3 separate regions of the Homo sapiens genome follow, and regions 2 and 3 are each linked to region 1. The links are chromatin loops, found by intact Hi-C in ENCODE. Cell type or tissue: ovary. All regions are shown on one strand. Links, peaks and the distances in the headings refer to the core of each region. The heading gives the core; the rest is flanking DNA. Region 1 overlaps MVB12B (multivesicular body subunit 12B). Region 2 has its middle 24 kb from the start of ZBTB43. Region 3 has its middle 55 kb from the start of LMX1B-DT.

Evidence for each region. A loop is a pair of places that touch in the nucleus more often than their neighbours do. Peaks named below come from ENCODE experiments on the same cell type or tissue, not always from the same donor. Only the 100,000 strongest peaks of a DNase experiment are listed, where the experiment ranks them.
Region 2: a loop joins it to region 1, with 7 times the contacts of the local background. A loop is called at or near these places in 64 of 110 quality-filtered maps.
Region 3: a loop joins it to region 1, with 7 times the contacts of the local background. A loop is called at or near these places in 108 of 110 quality-filtered maps.

The regions. Positions count from the first base shown.
Region 1 is chr9:126,498,049-126,503,048 of GRCh38, reverse strand. The region is part of intron 9 of MVB12B (multivesicular body subunit 12B); the gene reads right to left. Among named protein-coding and RNA genes, the nearest start is that of NRON, 90 kb to the right of the region's middle. RefSeq lists a silencer at 3,505-3,799. In ovary, for the core only: CTCF peaks have their summits at 1,984 (motif pointing left) and 3,704 (motif pointing left); DNase peaks (open chromatin) are centred at 1,958 and 3,723; H3K4me3 peaks cover 934 bases; H3K27ac peaks cover 1,443 bases.
Region 2 is chr9:126,778,225-126,784,764 of GRCh38, reverse strand. No RefSeq gene overlaps it. Among named protein-coding and RNA genes, the nearest start is that of ZBTB43, 24 kb to the left of the region's middle. RefSeq lists an enhancer at 5,043-5,212. In ovary, for the core only: a CTCF peak has its summit at 2,769 (motif pointing right); a DNase peak (open chromatin) is centred at 2,814.
Region 3 is chr9:126,554,735-126,561,996 of GRCh38, reverse strand. No RefSeq gene overlaps it. Among named protein-coding and RNA genes, the nearest start is that of LMX1B-DT, 55 kb to the left of the region's middle. RefSeq lists an enhancer at 4,535-5,111. In ovary, for the core only: a CTCF peak has its summit at 3,712; a DNase peak (open chromatin) is centred at 3,756.

The DNA of each region.
Region 1 (5,000 bases), core at 1-5,000:
CTGGCCAGGCCGGTGCCAGCCAGAGCCTGCCCTCGTGGGCCCCTGAACTGTGCATGTGGCGTGTGTGCGTGGACACGCCTGCGGGGGTGACAGGCTCCTGTGGTGATGACTGGTACCCTCCACAGTGCCTGCCTGCTCCCTGTGAGGCCAGGCCTGGCACCAGCAGTGTGTAAAACCACGGTGCCGCCCATCTGCCAGGCCCGTGCTGACTGTCATGGCCTCCCACCCAGCGGGACAGTTTTCATGCCCCTGCTGGTGAGGGTAGATTCTCAACCCCAAACCTGGCTGAGGCTGGTCTCAGCTGCCAGGCTCTAGGGACCCCTGATATGCTGGCTCCGCTGAAGCAAGGACCAATACCAGGTGGTGCCCAGGGTCATGGGAGGGGCCTCCACTGCTGTCCCTGGCACCATCCACACCCTCCCCATGCATTCCTCACAGAGTCCTCAGAGGCACCCCTGCTGAGGACTCCTGACAGGCCACAGCGGGGCCAGGGCAGCTGCCCGGTGGGGGGACCTTCCTCCACGGCTCAGCCCTGCTGCTCCCCTGTCTGGGGGCAGGAGTTAAGCCTCACGCCAGAGACCCCAGCTCACCTAACCGACCCTGGCTCACTAAATCGCGTTCCAAGTCTGATGGAAATTTAGAGAAGGGGTTAAGTACCTCTGAGGGGGCTAGGAGCACCTGTAGTTCACTTAAGAGGCCAGGTGAGGTCTCGGTGCCCAAACATAAGGCAGGGCATGTGGGCAGAGCAGGCACGGGGCACCCCAGCCACAGAAATGGGCTGGCAGCTGCCTGGCCGGACACAGGTGCAAGGCGTTGGGGCTGGGTGGGGTATGGGGAATGGCCTGGAACCCTGCGTCAAGGCAGCCTCATGGTCACATGGATTTTAGGAAGCAGGAGCTTAGATTAGATCAGTGGTTTTCAAGCATTTGAAGTATTTATTTGAAAAGTTTTAGCAGTAGAATTGTCATAAGAAGGGCTCCCCTGCAGACAGCAGGTGGAAGTGGAGCTGCCCTATGGGTGAGCTGACCATGAGCTGCAGCTCCTTGGGGGACACCTGTACACGGGCAGGCCAGGAAGGGAGGCCCTCAGGAACACGGCAGGGGTCACATCGCCCCAGCAGGAGGCGGAGCACTGCACCCAGCCCCAGGGAGGGCCCTGGGGTGCCCACGCCCTGCCCACCAGCAGGCGGCTTTCCAGGCCTGCCCAGCCCTCCCTGCTGCCCAGAGCGAGCCGCCTGCAGCAAGGAGCCCTCCCAAGGGCCCTGATGAGCGAGGAGGGCCGCAGGGCTGAGCCTTCAGGGGCACAGTGGGGCCCAAAAGCCATCCAACCATGAAGGAGCATGGGAGGCCTTTTTCCCTTAAAGTGGAAAACTGGTGGGGAGGCTGTGGCAGCCAGCAAGTCACAGCCCAGCACCACGTCCATGGCCACAGACTAGCGCCATGTCCACAGCCAAAGCCCAGCACTATGTCCATGGCTGCCACTGCTCCACAGTCCCCAGGCTGACCCGGGACAGATGGACAGACCCGAGTCTCAGCTGGGGCTGAGGCTGGCTCTGTCCCCGTGTGCACGGTGGGCTGAGCAGACATGTGGCCCCCAAACCGAAGGGAGCCCTGTTCACAGCATCTGCTGCCTGGCAGGGTGCAGAGGTAAGGACCCGAGGCTTCAGGGCTACTCAGGCAGGCTCCTCTCCTCTCCTGCCCTCAGTGAACTCATCTCTCAGGTGGGGTGATGCGCCCATGTCCAGGCCTGCCTGGAGGATGGAATGAGCGATGGTAGATCAGGGCCCGCCGCGCCCTAGCACTGAGCAAGCGATCACTGAGCATCTGGTTGCTCCAGAGAACCCACCATGCAGCGCCAGCTCTCTCACTCCAGCCCTCTCACTTTCCTGCTCGCCAACCACCAGGCACAGGCCGCGGTCAGGAGACTCCGGCTCCGGGAGGCTGAGGAGGGGGAGCTGCGCCAAAGTCTGGGAGGACACTGCCACCTGGTGGCCGCCTGGGCACATGCACGGCAGGGAACAGCGGCAAATTCATTCCCTGGCTGGCTTCATCAGCCCTCACTGACATCCGCCCTGCGCGGGACTCCCAAGGTAGCAGAGGAGGGGGCGGGCATGCCCAGCACAGCCCAGCATGAAGGCCACCTCCGAGGGCACATGCACGGGGCGTGGGGATCACCGGAGAGAGCAAGGAGGGCTTCGCGGGGCAGGGGGCATTCACATCTTGAAAGCAGATTCGGGGCCTGACTGGGGAAGGGCATGGACGGCACCTAGGGCAATAGGTGCCAAGGTGCAGAGGAGAGTGCCACGGGCACACATGCCTGCGGAGACAGCGGGGCTGAGGGCCTACGGCGTGGATAGTTAGGCCATCAGCCCCGGCTCAGGAGAGAACATGCAGCAGGCTTTTCAACTCTGAACGCACACCAGTCCCCGGGGGGTCCCGGTCAAATGCAGATTCTGACTGGGTAGGTCTGGGGCCAGGCCTGAGAATCTGCATTTCAAATAGCTCCCAGGTAACCCCATGCTGCTGGTCTGGGGATCAGTTTAGAGAATTCTACGACCCAATCACTGGAACCTGGGAATGGGTGTGGACATGGATGGGCAGAGAGGGAAGGGCCAGAGACCACACGCTGTGCAGAAAGGAGCTGGGGAAGGACTGGTTGGGGGAGGGGGTGGGACATGGCTTGGAGGTGCTCCACTTTGGATGCTCCAAGGCCATGCCAGGGAGATGCCTGCAAACGCGAAGCATCTCAGATGATAGAGGGAGAAAGCCCAGAGCCAGGTTCCTGCAGGGCAGTGGAGGGGCTGGGGGAGGCGTCCTGGGCCGCGCCCTTCTGCTCCTTCAGTAGGTCTTGCTGTATCTACTGGGCCGGGTTCCTGGGGGTGGCAGGGAGTGCTGAGGGCTGGCCGGCCAGAGAGAGCAGGTTAAGGGCGATTGCAGCCCCAGCCCGAGTGTCCACAGCCAGAGAGCCTAGGCCCGGGCCTAGCGGGAGCTTTCTGGATGGTGAGCGGGGGAGCAGGACGCTTCCACGCCTGTGTGAGCAACTGGCTGATTCGGCAGAGGGGCTGTCGTGGGGACCCTGTGCCGCTGTCCCAGTCTCTGTGGCCAGGAGTGGGGACAGGGTCACGGGGAGGGCATGGCTGGGCCCTCCGGGCTGGGCTGAGCTCCTCTCTCCCGGCCCGCGGGCTGGGGGAGGGCGGAGAAGGCGCCCCTTCCTGCCTGCACCACGCCGGTCCCCGCGAGGGCGCACAGATTGCGCCCCCACCCTCTCTCCCTCGGGATTTTTTCCCTTTTTAGGTTATCTTGGCTGGAGAAAAGCGCCACCCACCCCCGCTTCTTGTTTTCCCTAACTCCCCAAATGAAATTTCAACATATGTCCCGCGACATAATCCCCTCTGGCTGCGGCCGCCTTCCCGCAGACGCGGTCCCTGCCCGCTCCTCCCGCCGTGTTTACCCAGGAGACGGGGCCGCTTCTGGAAGCCCTTTCACTCCCTTGGGCAAACAGCGAGTACCTTTGAAGGTGGATTTGGACCCGGATCTGTTTACTCAAGACATTAGTCTCCTGCATAAGGAAAACCTGCACTTGCGAACAAACAGCAAATCCTTTTTGAATTAAAAAAATTTTCAATTAAAAAGCATTTGGTCCGCACAGCCCGGTCCAGCTGCGCAGCGCCGGGCCTGCGCCCTCTGGTGGGCACAGGCCGCCACTGCAGCAGCTGGGCAGCCCGGGCCTGAGGCCTCTCTCGGGAAAGAGATGTAACTGTCAGGGGTTCTGCCAGGGGTCCTGGAGGCTCTGCCAGGGGTCCCGGGGACCCTGCCACTGATGGAAGCAGGCGTCTCAGGCCACGGTGCGAGAGTCTCAGCTTCTAAAAGCCTTTTCTCATAGTGAGGTCAGTGTCCTGTGATAGAAGGTGCCAACTGCAGCTTCCAGCAGCACCTGGAAAGCACCCAGCTTCGAGGCAAAGAGGGGGCAATAGAACCTACTGGTCTACCCACAACTAGGACGATTCGTGTGCAAGTGCCTTGAAAGTGAAGAGAATTAGCCCTGGTTATGCATCAGAACCAAAGGCTTTAACCACAGTGATGCATGGCCCCCACCTGTGGTTGGCAGGAGTGGTCCTGGTTTAACCGGCACGGGGACACCAGCATTTTTTGAAAACACTCAGGTGATTTCAGTATTAATTGCACTAATCACCAGAGGGGAAGGCAAGTGCACTGCCCCTCCAGCCTCCTCCCTCCTTCCCACACCAGGTCTCATACTAAACACTCTAGAGGGCTCCAGACGAGAAAAGGCAGTAAGGGGCTGTTCCCAGCACCCGAGCTTTGCAGAGAAGGAAAGTGAAGCCCAAGAAAGGATCTGACTTCCTGAGGTCCCAGAGTGAGCTGGGCAATGCTGGACGAGGCCTGGGCCCAGAGAGGCGCAGGGGGCAGGCGCTGGGCTGGCTGGGAAACCTGCATTAGGGCAGGCATTGGCACCTACCTCTCCTGGGGTGCAACTCCAGCATGGGGGCCAGACCGACAGACATGAACTAGTGAGCTCACGGGTGAATCACGATAGGGCCAGGAATGGTGTAGTCCAGAGGGCAGGGGCTGGGCCAGGTGAGGACAGGTGGGAGGGAACCAAAGGGGCCAAGGCTGGGGCCAACGAGAAGAGTCTGGTGCAGGGGTGGACAGACACTGATGGGTGGGCTTGGGCAGGCGGATGGGCCTGGCCCTAGCACAGGCAGGGAGAGGTGGGGGAGATTCTGTACAGCAGCCCCACCTGTCTGCTTCTCCAAGCCCCCCCGGCTCAGCACTCCAGTCATCCCCCTCCATCTCAGGCACTCCCACGGCCTCGGCTATGATACAGGCTCTTCCTGTTTCTAAAATCCTAAAGCCTCAGCTTCCTCACATGAGGGGCTCCACGTCCTCATCTGTTTCCTGAAGATGAGGAATGCAGCCCTGGCTTCTGAAACGCTGCGGGAGGAGAGAGGCAGGGCCCAGCACAGTGCCCACGTCATATGG
Region 2 (6,540 bases), core at 1-5,000, 280 kb before region 1:
TGGGAAAATGACTCAATCGCTGAGCCTCAGTTTCGTCAGCTGTAAAATGGGGTCATCATACTGGCCTCAGAAGAATGTTGTGGAGACTCAATGAGAATGCAAAGAAGCCGTTAGCACAGTGCCCAGTGTCTAAAATGCGTTCTGTAAGCATCAGGAGGGGAGGGGGAAAAGTGGGCCGGGGACGGCGGAGCTGCCACGGTTCCAATAGCTCTCCAGTTCCTGGTTCCAGACCTTCCGGGAGGCCTGCAGGGAATGGGTGTTGCTGCATATGGCGGAGGTGGAGGTCCATTTCATGTTTTCCACATGGGTACTCAATTTCGTCCCAAAATTACTTACTGAAGACTCTCTCTGTCCCCTACTGCTCTGTGGACCACCTCTGTCATGGATTATGTGCCTGTGTGTTTGAGGGTCTGCTTCTGGGTTCTACCTTCCCCTCTATTAGTCTTTGTGTCTGTCCTTGTGCTGAAACCACACTGTTTTAATGACTAGAGCGTTGTGATAAGGATGGCCTGACCCCTCCTACCTGTTGCCCTTGAGAACCTCTCAGCTATTCTTAGCCAGTGTTCTAAAAAAAATGCATGCCAAGTCTCATCACTCCCAGCCTAGTCTCCTCTGATGGCTTATTAAAAGGAACTAATGCTGGGAATTTGGCAAGGCCTTAGGAAGGGCTGGAATAAGGCCCATGTTGCTACTGGGAGCCAGGCAGTATTCTTTCTCCTTGCCTAAGCAGTTTTTTTCTCCCTAACCTGCCCTCACTCTCAAGTCTTTTTTACATAGATTAACCTCTAGCTTGTTTATGTGAGATTCACCATTCACCCAGAATCCCCACAAGAGAAGGGCGGCCAGGAGCTGAATCAGCAAGCAAGACTCCTTCTCCTTTACCAGGACAAGGGTGTGGAAGGGGAAGGTGGCTTCTCAAACATCGATCATTTTCTCTCTGGACACCTGGCTGGGCACAGTGGCTCACACCTATAATCCCAGCACTTTGGGAGGCCGAGGAGGGCAGATCACTTGAGGTCAGGAGTTCCAGACCAGCCTGGCCAACATGGTGAAACCCCATTTCTACTAAAAATTAAAAAAAAAAAAATTAGCAGGCTGTGGTGGTGCACACCTGTAGCTACTCAGGAGGCTGAGGGCAGGAGAATTGCTTGAACCTGGGAGGCGGAGGTTGCAGTGAGCCGAGATCGTGCCACTGTACTCCAGCCTGGGCAACAAGAGCAAGACTCTGTCTCAAAACAAAAAACAAACAAACAAAAAACTGTGCGTCACTGGCCCTGATTCTTTAGTCCCCCTGCATGTGCACCCTTTGCCATGTAACTTCATGGTCTTTCCCACCAAAGGTGGAGAATGCTCCCACCCTTGACTGCTCTTGGCCAGTGAGATGTGGTGGGAGAAGTATGGGCCTCATTTTAGTGAACGTCACCTCCAGGTGTCCAGTTTTGCAGAAATGTGAGCCATGGATACTTCTTGGGCTCTATTTCCAGCTTCAATCTCCACATCCATCCACTATCTCCACTCCTGTCTCCTCTGCCCTAGTTCAGGCTCCCTCCCCCAACCCCATCCTCTCTCACCTGACTACAGCGGCTTCCAAATTGGGCTCCCTGACTCCAGCCTTCCCCCACCCTGCTCCCTACACTGCGATGCTTCACTGTGCAGCCCGAGGGTTATTTTAAAAACACAAATCCCAGCACTTTGGGAGGCCAAGGCGGACGGATCACGAGGTCAGGAGATGGAGACCATCCTGGTTAACACGGTGAAACCCCGTCTCTACTAAAAATACACAAAATTAGCTGGGCGTGGTGGCGGGCGCCTGTAGTCCCAGCTACTCGGGAGGCTGAGGCAGGAGAATGGCGTGAACCCGGAAGGCGGAGCTTGCAGTGAGCCAAGATTGCACCACTGCACTCCAGCCTATGCGACACAGTGAGACTCTGTCTCAAAAAACAAAACGAAACAAACCCCCAAAAAACCACAAATCTGCTCGTGTTCCTCCCTACCTCTCTTCTCTCCATGGTGCCCCATGCTCTAAAGCTATAGGTTCAAATCCAGTAGCCCCGGACCTTCTGCTGCAGTCTTATCTCAGGCCCTCCCCATTCTCACTCCTTTTCCCTCACACTGGCTTGCTTGCTTTCTCCTCTCTCCCTTGTTCTTTCTTTCTTTTTGTTTTGTTTTTTTTGAGATGGAGTCTTGCTCTGTCGCCCAGGCTGGAGTGCAGTGGTGTGATCTTGGCTCACTGCAACCTCCGCCTCCCAGGTTCAAGCAATTCTCCCGCCTCAGCCTCCCGAGTAGGTGGGATTACAGGTGCCTGCCACCACGGCCGGCTAATTTTTGTATTTTTAGTAGAAACAGGATTTCATCATGTTGGCCATGGTGGGGAGTGATCAAGGGAATCCTCTGGCTTTGGGGTTCTCTCACAGCCTGAGTGTTTTCATCTGTCAAATGAGCACGGCAGCAAGATCACAGCACCTGCAGTGATACAACAAATGTCAGTGATGTAGGCCAGTGCTTGGCACACAGTGAATGCAGGTGAGGGGGCCTCCGTGATTCCCAGGCCCCCATGAACCCCAGGCACACCCAGGTTATCATGCTGGGGTAGGTCCCCAGAGATCCGAGTCTGAGTCCTATTTCTCCCTAGACCCCGGGAGAATGACTGAGTGAACAATTAAAAATCTAAACTGTGTTTTTGGAATGTTTCTGGAAGCTCCAGGCCTGATTGTCCTGGAACCCCTCCTCTCTCTCCCTGCTCAGAACTCGAAATTGGTCTCTAGCTGGCCTCCGGGGGAGCGGCAGTTTAGCATACGGCCAGCAGATGGCGCTGAAAGCTAAGGGAAGACGCCCCCTCCCCTGGGGCTCCTCCCGTCCCCTCCCGTCCCCTCCCGTTTGCCAACTCCAGCTCCCAGGCTGCCCTTCCAGCAGGGGCGAGGCGCCCTCGGCCGTCTCCTGGGAACCCAGGCCCATTTTGGAGAAGCAGAAAGAAAGCCCAAAACCCTGCTGGGATTCCTGGTTGGGGCCTTACACCCCGGAGACCTCCCCGACCTCCGCTCCCTGGCCTCCCTCCCAGGAAATCACTTAATAAATAGGGCGCGAGGATCCCAAGTGAGAGGAGGTTTTCCTCGGAAGAGCCACTTCATCTGTGAACAAGGAACTATGAAACATCTAAGAGCAGTCTGTGACCTCCCCGTCCATCCTGTGTAAAATATGAAATAAGAGTTTTAATTACCAAGCTTGGAAGGCAGCCGACGTGTTTAATATTTAATGTCTCCGATGCTTGTGCCCCAGGCGTGCCAGCACTGACAGAATCGGGGTTTCCCTTGGGTTGGCTCTAAATGTGCTTGGAGAAGGGCCAGGCAGCCCCCTTCCCCATCACCTGGGAGCCTCTTGTAGCCCTGCCTGGACCCAGGCTCGCCCTGGTCCTCCCACTCCCTGAGGGACCCCTGCTAAGGGGGCCGGTCTCCCACCCTAAGACCAGGACCTGGAGCTCTATGAAGGCATCTAGTTCTCGACTCAGTCCAGCTCCTGGCAGGAGTGGAAGTCAATGAAGTCAGGCAGCGAGAACAAATAGAGGGGCCAGACCCATAGACCTGTTTTTCTGTTTGTTTGTTTGCTTTTTTTGTTTTTTTTTTTTTTTGAGACGGAGTCTCACCCTGTCACCTAGGCTGGAGTGCAATGGTGCAATTTCGGCTCACTGCAACCTCTGCCTCCCAGGTTCAAATGATTCTCCTGCCTCAGCCTCCTGAGTAGGTGGGATTACAGGCATCCGCCACCACACCTGGCTAATTTTTGTATTTTTAGTAGAGACTAAAAATGGTCAGGCTGGTCTTGAACTCCTGACCTCGTGATTCGCCCGCCTCGGCCTCCCAAAGTGCTGGGATTACAGGTGTGAGCCACCGCGCCCGGGCTTTTGTTTTTTGTTTTTGTTTTGTTTTGTTTTGTTTTGAGATGGAGTCTTGCTCTGTCACCCAGGCTGGAGTGCAGTGGTGCCCTCTTGGCTCACTGCAGCCCTGCCTCCCGGGTTCAAGCACTTCTCCTGCCTCAGCCTCCCGAATAGCTGGGATTACAGGTGAGCACCACCACGCCTGGCTAATCTTTGTATTTTTAGTAGAGATGGGGTTTCACCATGTTGGCCAGGCTGGTCTTGAACTCCTGACCTCAAGTGATCCGCCCACCTCGGCCTCCCGAAGTGCTAGGATTACAGGCATGAGCCACCGTGCCTGGCCCAAACCTGGGTTTGAATTCTGTTTTCCTGCAAGCTATCAGCCTCTCTGGGAATGACTTTTATTATCCATAAGGTGGAGAATGTATCTCCTATGTTATGGGTTGTTAATGGTAATAGATTGCCACTTTCGAGGCTTAGTATGTGCCTGGAGCCCTGCTAAGCTCTTCGCATTTACTGAGTGCTTGTCATTTACAACAGCTCTGCCAGGTGGCTAAGATGAGATTTGAACCCAAGATATTCTGACTCCAGAGCTTATGACTCTGAAAGCCTATATGCAAAAGCACCAGGGATTTGGAGCTTGAAGGGGACAGGGCCACCCAGTCTTAGGCCCTAGTTTGTCATATACTGTGGCCCCTCCTCCTGTCTCATAGACAACCAAGAAGATTGCAAACGGGGGCTCAGGACAGGAGCCCAAACCAAATCAACCACATTCCTGTTTTTTGTTGCACGTTTCGACTTCCTGAAGAGAGGTGGTGAGCAAGCAAACTGCATTTGATTTTTGTTTTTTTTGTGTGTGTGTTTGTTGTTGTTGTTGTTTGGAGACAGGGTCTCACTTTGTCACCCAGGCTGGAGTGCAGTGGCATGCTCTTGGCTCACTGCAGCCTCGACCTCACAGGGCTCAAGCAATCCTCCTGTGTCAGCCCTTCAAGCCAATCAGCTGGGATACAGGTGCGTGCCACTAGGCTCAGCTAAATGTTGTATTTTTTGTAGAGACAGGTTTTGCGATGTTGTCCAGGCTGATGCATTTGCTTTTTGATGAGTTGATTGGCACCTTCAGTGTGAGTGGAGTTTGAGGGGCCATCTTGGGACTAGCCATGCACCTTGGTTTGTCTTAGACCTATGCACCATCCCTTGTCCAGCTGGCTATAGCCAAGTTAGTGCCCGTGTCACCTCCCTAGCAGAGCACAGCACATGGATGTTATGATGGGCCATGAGGAGGTGCATCAGCAGTTGGAGCCACTTGTGTTAAAAGATAACCAAGGCTGGGGCGGTGGCTCACGCCTGTAATCCCAAGCACTTTGGGAGGCTGAGGCAGGTGGATCACGAGGTCAGGAGACCGAGACCATCCTGGCTAACACGGTGAAACTCCATCTCTACTAAAAATACAAAAAATTAGCCGAGCGTGGTGGCACGCGCCTGTAGTCCCAGCTACTTGGGAGGCTGAGACGGAGAATCTCTTGAACCTGGGAGGTGGAGGTTGCAGTGAGCTGAGATTGCGCCAGTGCACTTCAGCCTGGGCAACAGAGTGAGACTCCATCTCAAAAAAAAAAAAAAAAAAAAAAGACAACCGAGGCTGGGCACAGTGAACCACACCTGTAATCCCAGCACTTTGGGAGGCCGAGGCGGGCAGATCACAAGGTCAGGAGATCCAGACCAGCCTGGCCAACAGGGTGAAACCTCCCCCATCTCTACTAAAAAAGTATAAAAATTAGCCAGGCATGGTGGTACATGCCTGTAATCCCCGCTACTCGGGAGGTTGAGGCAGGAGAATTGCTTGAACCCAGGAGGTAGAGGTTGCAGTGAGCTGAGATCGAGCCACTGCACTCCAGTCTGGGCGACAGAGCAAGACTCTGTCTCAAAAATAAATAAATAAATAAAAAGAGAGAGAGGTGTTGAGAAGCTCATTTGATCCTCATCAGATAGGCTCATGCTGGTGAAGACAGGGGGATGCAGAAACTCTGGTCCTGGCAGGACAGTGAACTGGTGTGGCCACTGTTGAGAGTACGCAACCCATGCCCAGGCAATTCCACTTCCAGGCACAAGCCCCAGAGCAACTTGCACACAAGTAGACAAAGACACTTGCCTGAGGATATCCCTCCTGAAAGCATTTATTTGTACTGGCCAAGGGATGGAAACAACCGAAGTGTCCACTTGTAAAGGAATGGGTAGGTTACCGGTAACATAGCCGAGTAATGAAACCCCATGCCGCAGCTCCATGGAATAAGTGAGAATGATGTGCTTTAGCTCTGGAAGATGGTAAAAATGTAATGCCAAACGAAAAGTCCTGCAAATACTACTTATGAATGCTGCAATCTATGATTTCATGGACACACACACACTGATGACAGAAGAATGTTTGCCTGTGGGAGAGGGGAGAGAGACAGGAGTGGGTGGGAGAAAGTGGGTGAAAGAATCAAAAACAAAAGAAACACACCAGAGGACCCACGTGTGGTCTCTAGTGATTGTGAGCTGAGCTGACGGTCGTGATTGACCTAGTTCCGAGCATCTGAGGTCCAAAGCGACAAAGAAAAGAAGAGGGGGAGGGGCGAGGACTTTGATGAGTTTTTTATAAAGCTCAGAAATGGTTGGATGTTTGGGGATTTTGC
Region 3 (7,262 bases), core at 1,150-6,149, 58 kb before region 1:
TCAGTGCTAAAACTTGGAAAGCTCCAGGCAAACTGGGACAAGCTGGTCACTTTCAGGGTTGTGAGGGTAAGAAGGAGAAAATGCATGAAAAATGCTTAGCACGGTGCTGGGGACTAGGAGGTGCTCAATCAATGGCAGTGACGACTGGGGCTGTGTGTGCACCACGCTTCGCAGTTTACGCAACCCTTTCCCGTCTGTTATTTCACAAGCCTCTGTCCATCCTGTCTGTTCTCTCCACTTTAAAGATGAGAAAACAGAGACACAGAGGGAGTAGGCAGCATGTCTGGGTCACACAGGGGAGGAGACAGGAGGCAGGAACTCACCTCGCGTCCCGAGGATGGTTTGGCCTGGGAAAGTTGTGCTCAACAGATGATGCTTCTCTGGTGTGGGAGCCCACAGTCTGCTGGATGTGAGGGCAGCCCTTCTCTCTATAAAAATACAATTTTTTAAACTGTTAGAACTAATAAACAAACAAAGTTGCAGGGTACAAAATCAATGCACAAGAATCAGTAGCATTTCTATATACTAACAACAAACTATCTGAAAAGAAATCAAGAGTCAATCCCATTTACAATAGAGAGCAAAAAAAGAAAATGCTTAGGAATAAGTTTAACCAAGGAGGTGAAAGACCTGCACACTGAAAACTATGAGACATTGATGAAAGAAATCAAAGGTTATTGTTTTAATAAGCCTTTTAATGCTACAGTCGGTTGTGTGATAATGCCTGCTTTGAAAACCAAATTTGCTCCGGCACAATTAATTAACTTATTCATTTGGGAAAATTTGAGCATTACTCGAATTTCCCATTTTCTTATGCATGATTTTGTCTACAAGAAACACTAGGAATATTTCATCCAGCTGAACTAGGTTGTAGGAATACACAAAACACATACTCCCCTCCAATTGCTACTATAGCTAACTCCATTCACCATGCATGTCAGCCACATCCATTCAGATCCCTTATTAGGTGCATCATATTACTCTAAAAGATGAGCAGCAATGAATATGTACACCTGGTGTTCTTTGTCACACCAACATTGGTCATTTCAGGTTTTTTTTTTTAATTTGCTGTTAACTGTTTAAAATATTTATTTTCTAGTCATTATGAGTCAAATCAACGTGTGTCACTGATGAAGTATTTGAGTGTCAGGCCCCTAATCTCATTTTTGCCCTGTGATTTCTTTTTTTTTTTTTTGAGATAGAGTTTCGCTCTTGTTGTTCAGGCTGGAATGCAATGGCACGATCTCGGCTCACTACAACCTCTGCTTCCCGGATTCAAGCGATTCTCCTGCCTCAGCCTCCCGAGTGGCTGGGAATATAGGCGTGCGCTACCACGCCCGGCTAATTTTGTATTTTCAGTAGTGATGGGGTTTCTCCATGTTGGTCAGGCTGGTCTCGAACTCCCGACCTCAGGTGATCCGCCTGCCTTGGCCTCCCAAAGTGCTGGGATTGCAGGTGTGAGCCACTGCGTCCAGCCTTGTGATGTGTGTTTGTTGCTAGTTTTTGTTGTTGTTGCTAGCGTGTGTTTTAAAAAATTAATTGACTTCATTTTTTAGAGCAGTTTTAGGTTTACAGAAAAATTGAATGGAAAACACAGAGTTCCCATATGCTTTGCTTCCCTTTTATTAATTAGCATCTTGCATTAGTGCTCTACATTTGTTACATTTGATAAGCCAATGTTGATACATTATTAACTAAAGTCCATAGTTTACATTAGAATTTACTCTGTGTTGCAATTCTATGGGTTTTGACAAGCTTATAATGACATGTATCCATCATGATAGTATCATAAAGAATTGTTTCACTTCCCTAAAAGCCCCCAGTGCTCCCCTATTAATCCTTTCCTTTCTTATCCCCTAACCCCAATCCTTGGCAACAATTGATCTTTTGCCTATCTCCACAGTTTAGTCATTTCTAGAATGACATATAGTTGAAATCCTACAGTATGTAACCTTTTTCACATTGGCTTCTCCCACTTAGCAATATACATAGAAGATTTCTCCCTGTCTTTTCATGATTTGATAGCTCATTTCTTTTTATTGCCCAATAATATCCCATTGTCTGGATATACCATATTTTATTTATCTGATCACCTACGCAAGAACATCTTTGTTTCTTCCAACTTTTGGCAATTACGAATCAAGCTGCTATAAATACCCACGTGCAGGTTTTTGTGTGAACAGGTTTTCAGCTCGTTTGGGTAAACAACAAGGAGTGTGATTGCTGGCTCATGTGGTAAGAGTATGTTTCGTTTTATAAGAAACTGCCAAACTGTCTTCCAAAGTGACTGTATAATTTTGTATTCCCACCAGCAATGAATGAGAGTTTCTGATGCTCTGCATCCTCGCCAGCATTTGATGTTGTCAGTGTTGTGTATTTTGGCCATTCTGATAGATGTGTAGTGGTGTCTTGTTTTAGTCGCAGTTTCCTAATGAGGTAGGTTCAGCCTCTTTTCATATGCTTGTTTACCATCTCTATACCTTATTTGGTCAGGTGTCTGTTCAGGTCTTTTGCCCATTTTTAAATTGGGCTGTTTGTTTTCTCATGTGTTGAGTTTTAAGAGTTTTTTTTGTGTATTTTGTATGCCAGTACTTTTTCAGATATAAGTTTTGCAAATGTTTTGTTGAAGTCTGGCTTGTCTTTTCATTCCCTAAACAGTGTCTTTTGCAGAGCAGAAGTTTTAAATTTTAATAAAGTACAACTTATCATTAAAAAAATACATTTTTTTGTATTTTTTTAGTAGAGACAGGGTTCCATCTTGTTGGCTAGGCTGGTCTCGAACTCCTGACCTCAAGTGATTTGGCCACTTTGGTCTCCCAAAGTGCTGGGATTACAGGTGTAAGCCACCTGCTCGGCTGTATTTTTTTAGTAGAGACAGGGTTTCTTTTTTTTTTTTTTTTTTTTTTGCTGTTTACTCATTCACCCATTTATTCATCCATTCGTCCATTCATCCATTCCTTGTCCTGTTCATGGGTCCGTCTCATCCCAGGTGAAGACTGGAGAGTGGATGGAGGTGACTGGGAGTGGAAAGGCAGGCTGCTATCCTGGAGGAGGGTAAGGCCCTCAGTCCTCATTGCTGCCAGGCTTCTGTCCCCAAGGACAGTGCCCCTAAGGACTCAGTGAGGTAACCCACAGAAGGGCTTAACAGAGTTTCTGCACTGTTAAGTGCATAGCAAGCATCAGCTAACAACACGAAGCATATAATTCACGAGAACAATACACTTCACAAAACGTTTCCCCCTCCAGGATCCCTTTAAATCCAAACAACAGTACTAATTCGAGAAGTGGCTGTGATTCTCCCTGTGTTCCAGATAAGGAAACTGAGGTCCTGGTCAGCAGAGGGAGTTGCCCACAGTTGTCACAGAGATTGCAGCAGTGGGGGGCAGGCAGCCGGGCTGGTGGGACTGGCTGGATAGCAGAGCTCTCCTGTCCCACCTGACCACCATTCAGCCTGTTCTCTCCTGACCCTGCCCCAGAACAAACTATCCTACCGTCCACCAGTGCCATTCCCCACTGTCTGAAATTTTTCTTCTTTTAATTTTGCTTGTTACTAGCAGAAATCACATGATTGGATTTCTTGCTTATTATCCATGTCTCACACAGAAGTGTCAGCTCCAAGAGGGCAGGAACTTTGTCTTTTGTGTTTACTGACAAATCCTCAATGCCCAGGCAGGTCCTCAGAAAACACTTGCAGAATTATTTGATCCTCTTCCAAGGGGACAAATGAAGCCTGGTGCCAGCTGTGATGCAGTGCCCCATACCAGCCAGCAGATGGCAGCAGAGAACAAGGCACCTGACCGGTGGAGCCCAGGTGAAGTGCGCAGGTTTGACCTTCAAGGTTGGCAAAAGAAGGGGAGCTTCTGGCTGTGTGTGTTGCGGGGGAGCGGGGGGGGGGGAGGGGAATGGGGGTTGGGGGTGGTGGTTGGGGGTGGTGGTGGTGGTTATGCATCTTTTTGCACCTTCTCCCCCTAACCACTGGCCAGGCCTAAGGATCCCAATCTGCTGGAAGGCAGCCTTTTCTAGTAAAATACAAAAACAGCTATCATTGATTAAGCACAAAATTAAGCCAAATACATTGTTTCATTCTCACAACAGCCCTATTATTAGCCTCATTCTGCAGACCGGAAACTGAGGCGCCATAACATGCCCCAGGTTACACAGCCAGTGAGGCACCAAGACTGGAAGGTGACCTGGGACCCATTCCTGTCACCACCATGAGATAGGGCCTCCAAGCTTCTGTTGCTCTATGGTGGACTTGGGGGGGCTGCCCAGGAGGAGGTGAGCTCCTCATTGCCGGAGATGTGCAAACTGTGCCTGGTAGGCGTCTGCTGGAGAGGATGTACGGGCACCCAGATGCCCAAAGCCACTCCTGGCCAGGCAGGACCCAGAGCAAAATGAAGTGTGGGAATGTCCGCTCCAGAATTACTAAGAATTTCAACACAATGACAGGAGAGTATTAAGCCAGGGGCAGGACCCTTCTGAGTTCCAGGGTCTGTGTGACCACACAGGTCCAATGCCCTCCAAGCCAGATCTTTTGGATCGGAGGAAGAAGTGTGAGGAATGGGTCTCAGGGTCATCTCAAGGTCAGTACCATGCTAGGGGCCTGAAGGGATGGGCCTTGTGAAGTCAATGGGATGGAGAAGACAAGGAGTGGACTCGAGTCCCCTCCAGTCCGAGTTAGGAAGCCCGTGGAGACGTCAGCAGTCCAGCTCTGCAGGAGTTCAGGGAAACGTCCCCTGCGCACATTTCTTCTCGTAAGACAGGGCTTGCATCCCCGCACCTTTTATCTTTCCCTGCTGCCTGTGATTTATCTCCACGTGAAGGGCTGGGGCGGCCTCGGAGGCAAAGGGCCCTTCTGATGGTCCATGAATCTTTCCTTTGCCGATCCTCTGGTCACTCTCTGCGCGGCCAGGCGGGCCCACCACTTCCTCTCTGCCAAGTGAGGATTAGGGAGTCATAAAACAAGGAAGCCAAACCCCTGGCCAGCAGAGCGCACACATGGGCCTCAGATGCCGGCAGAGACATGAGGGCTGCCGGGACTTGAGCCTCAGAGGAGGACTCCTTCTTTGGGGGCCGCTATTCCCAGGTCCCTGCTCCATGGGGGGACTCCCTGGCCAAGCCTGGGGTCAGAGCTGGTCAGGACCACTCCTAAGGGGAGAGAAGGTCCCAGCTGAAGCCAGAAGTGGTCCCGGCCCACACCAGGGGGAGAGGGGCTCCAGGCTGAACGGAGTGTGCGGGCGGCCCTCAGAACGGGGGAGCACCCGCCATGTGCCGGGCACCAAACGCATGTCATTCTCATTCCCCCCAGGGCTGCCATCCTGGGGCTCCTGGGGAGAAGCCCCTTGCCAAGGCCCAGAGCCAGGAAGTGGTGGGGGCTGGGATCTGAACACAGGTGAATAGACAACAAAGCTTTACACCAAAGAAAAATAGTAAAACCATTATATTGGAAAAACAGGTGATTTATTCCCTAAATGTTATCTTTTTTAAAATCCTATTATAGGCCGGGCGCGGTGGCTCATGCCTGTAATCCCAGCACTTTGGGAGGCCGAGGCGGGCGGATCATGAGGTGAGGAGATCGAGACCACCCTGGCTAATACGGTGAAACCCCGTCTCTACTAAAAATACAAAAAATTAGCCGGGCGTGGTGGTGGGCGCCTGTAGTGCCAGCTACTCGGGAGGCTGAGGCAGGAGAATGGCGTGAACCTGGGAGGCGGAGCTTGCAGTGAGGTGAGTTCGTGCTACTACACTCCAGCCTAGGTGACACAGCAAGACTCCTTCTCAAAAAAAAAAAAAAAAAAAAAAATCCTATTATAAAAAGCATGTGGTACAGAATTCAAAAGTGGTATAAAATAAGATAATAAGGCTTTGAAGTGTCTGTCTTCCTCTCTTTCGCTCCCCTGTTGTCCACAGGTCCCTGGCCCCTCCCAAGAAGCAACCACTGATACCGGGGACTTAGAGATTTCCAGAGAGAGTCTACAGGTTGCAAATACCTGCTATTTCTTTTTTTCTCTTCTATATAAATGGTAGCATTCCGTGGACAATACCTGCACCTTACTTTTTTTTTTTTTTTTTTTTTTGAGACGGAGTCTCTCTCGTCACCCAGGCTGGAGTGCAGTGGTGCCATCTAGGTTCACTGCAGCCTCTGTCTCCCAGGTTCAAGTGATTCTCCTGCCTTAGCCTCCCAAGTAGCTGGGATTACAAGCGAGAGCCACCACACCCGGCTAATTTTTGTAGTTTTTTCGTACAGACGGGGTTTCACCATGTTGGCTGGGCTGGTCTCGAACTCCTGACCTCAAGTGATCTGCGCCAGCCTCAGTCTTCCAAAGTGCTGGGATTACAGATGTGAGCTACCATGCCCGGCCTGCACCTTATTTCTTCTTCCTTTTTTTTTTTTTTTTTTTTTTTTGATGGAGTCTCCCTCTTGTGGCCCAGGCTGGAGTGCAATGGTGAAATCTCAGCTCACTGCAACCTCCGCCTCCCAGGTTCAAGCGATTCTCCTGCCTCAGCCTACTGAGTAGCTGGGATTACAGGTGCGCGCCAACACGCCCGGCTAATTTTTTTGTATTTTTAGTAGAGATGGGGTTTCACAATGTTGGTCAGGCTGGTCTTGAACTCTGGACCTTGTGATCTGCCCACCTCGGCTTCCCAAAGTGCTGGGATTACAGGCATGAGCCACCGTGCCTGGCCAATTTCTTTATCTTAATATATCCCGGGAACTTTTCCATGTCAGAACATAAAGGGCTGCCTCATTCTTTTAAAATTTTTATTTTATTTTATTTTTGTTTTTTAGAGACAAGGTCTTGCTCTTTTGCCCAGGCTGGAGAGCAGTGGTGCCGTCATAGCTCACTGCAGCCTCGACCTCCTGGGCTCAAGTGGTCCTCTCACCTCAGCCTCCTGATACCTCATTCTTTTCAATGGCTGTATTGTGTGCCACCATAGAGCTGGAGTGTATCAGTCAGCTATTGCTGGGTAACAATTCTAAAACTTAGTGGTTTCCAACTAACTATGCATCGTATCTTACGTGTCTATGGATTTGACTGATCTTGGCTGGGCTCACGCAGGCATGTGTGGTCAGCTGGCAGTTTGGCTGGGGACTGGCTGGTTGTGGGCAGCCTTAGCCGGGCACCTCGGCTTTCCTCCTTGTGTCCCCCACATCCTCCAGCAGGTTGCCTAGACATAGGCCCATGGTGAGATGGGCAAAGCGAGTGATCCTAGTGCAGCAGGGGCAAGTGGAGTTGGCTGGCAATGCCCAAACCTCTGTT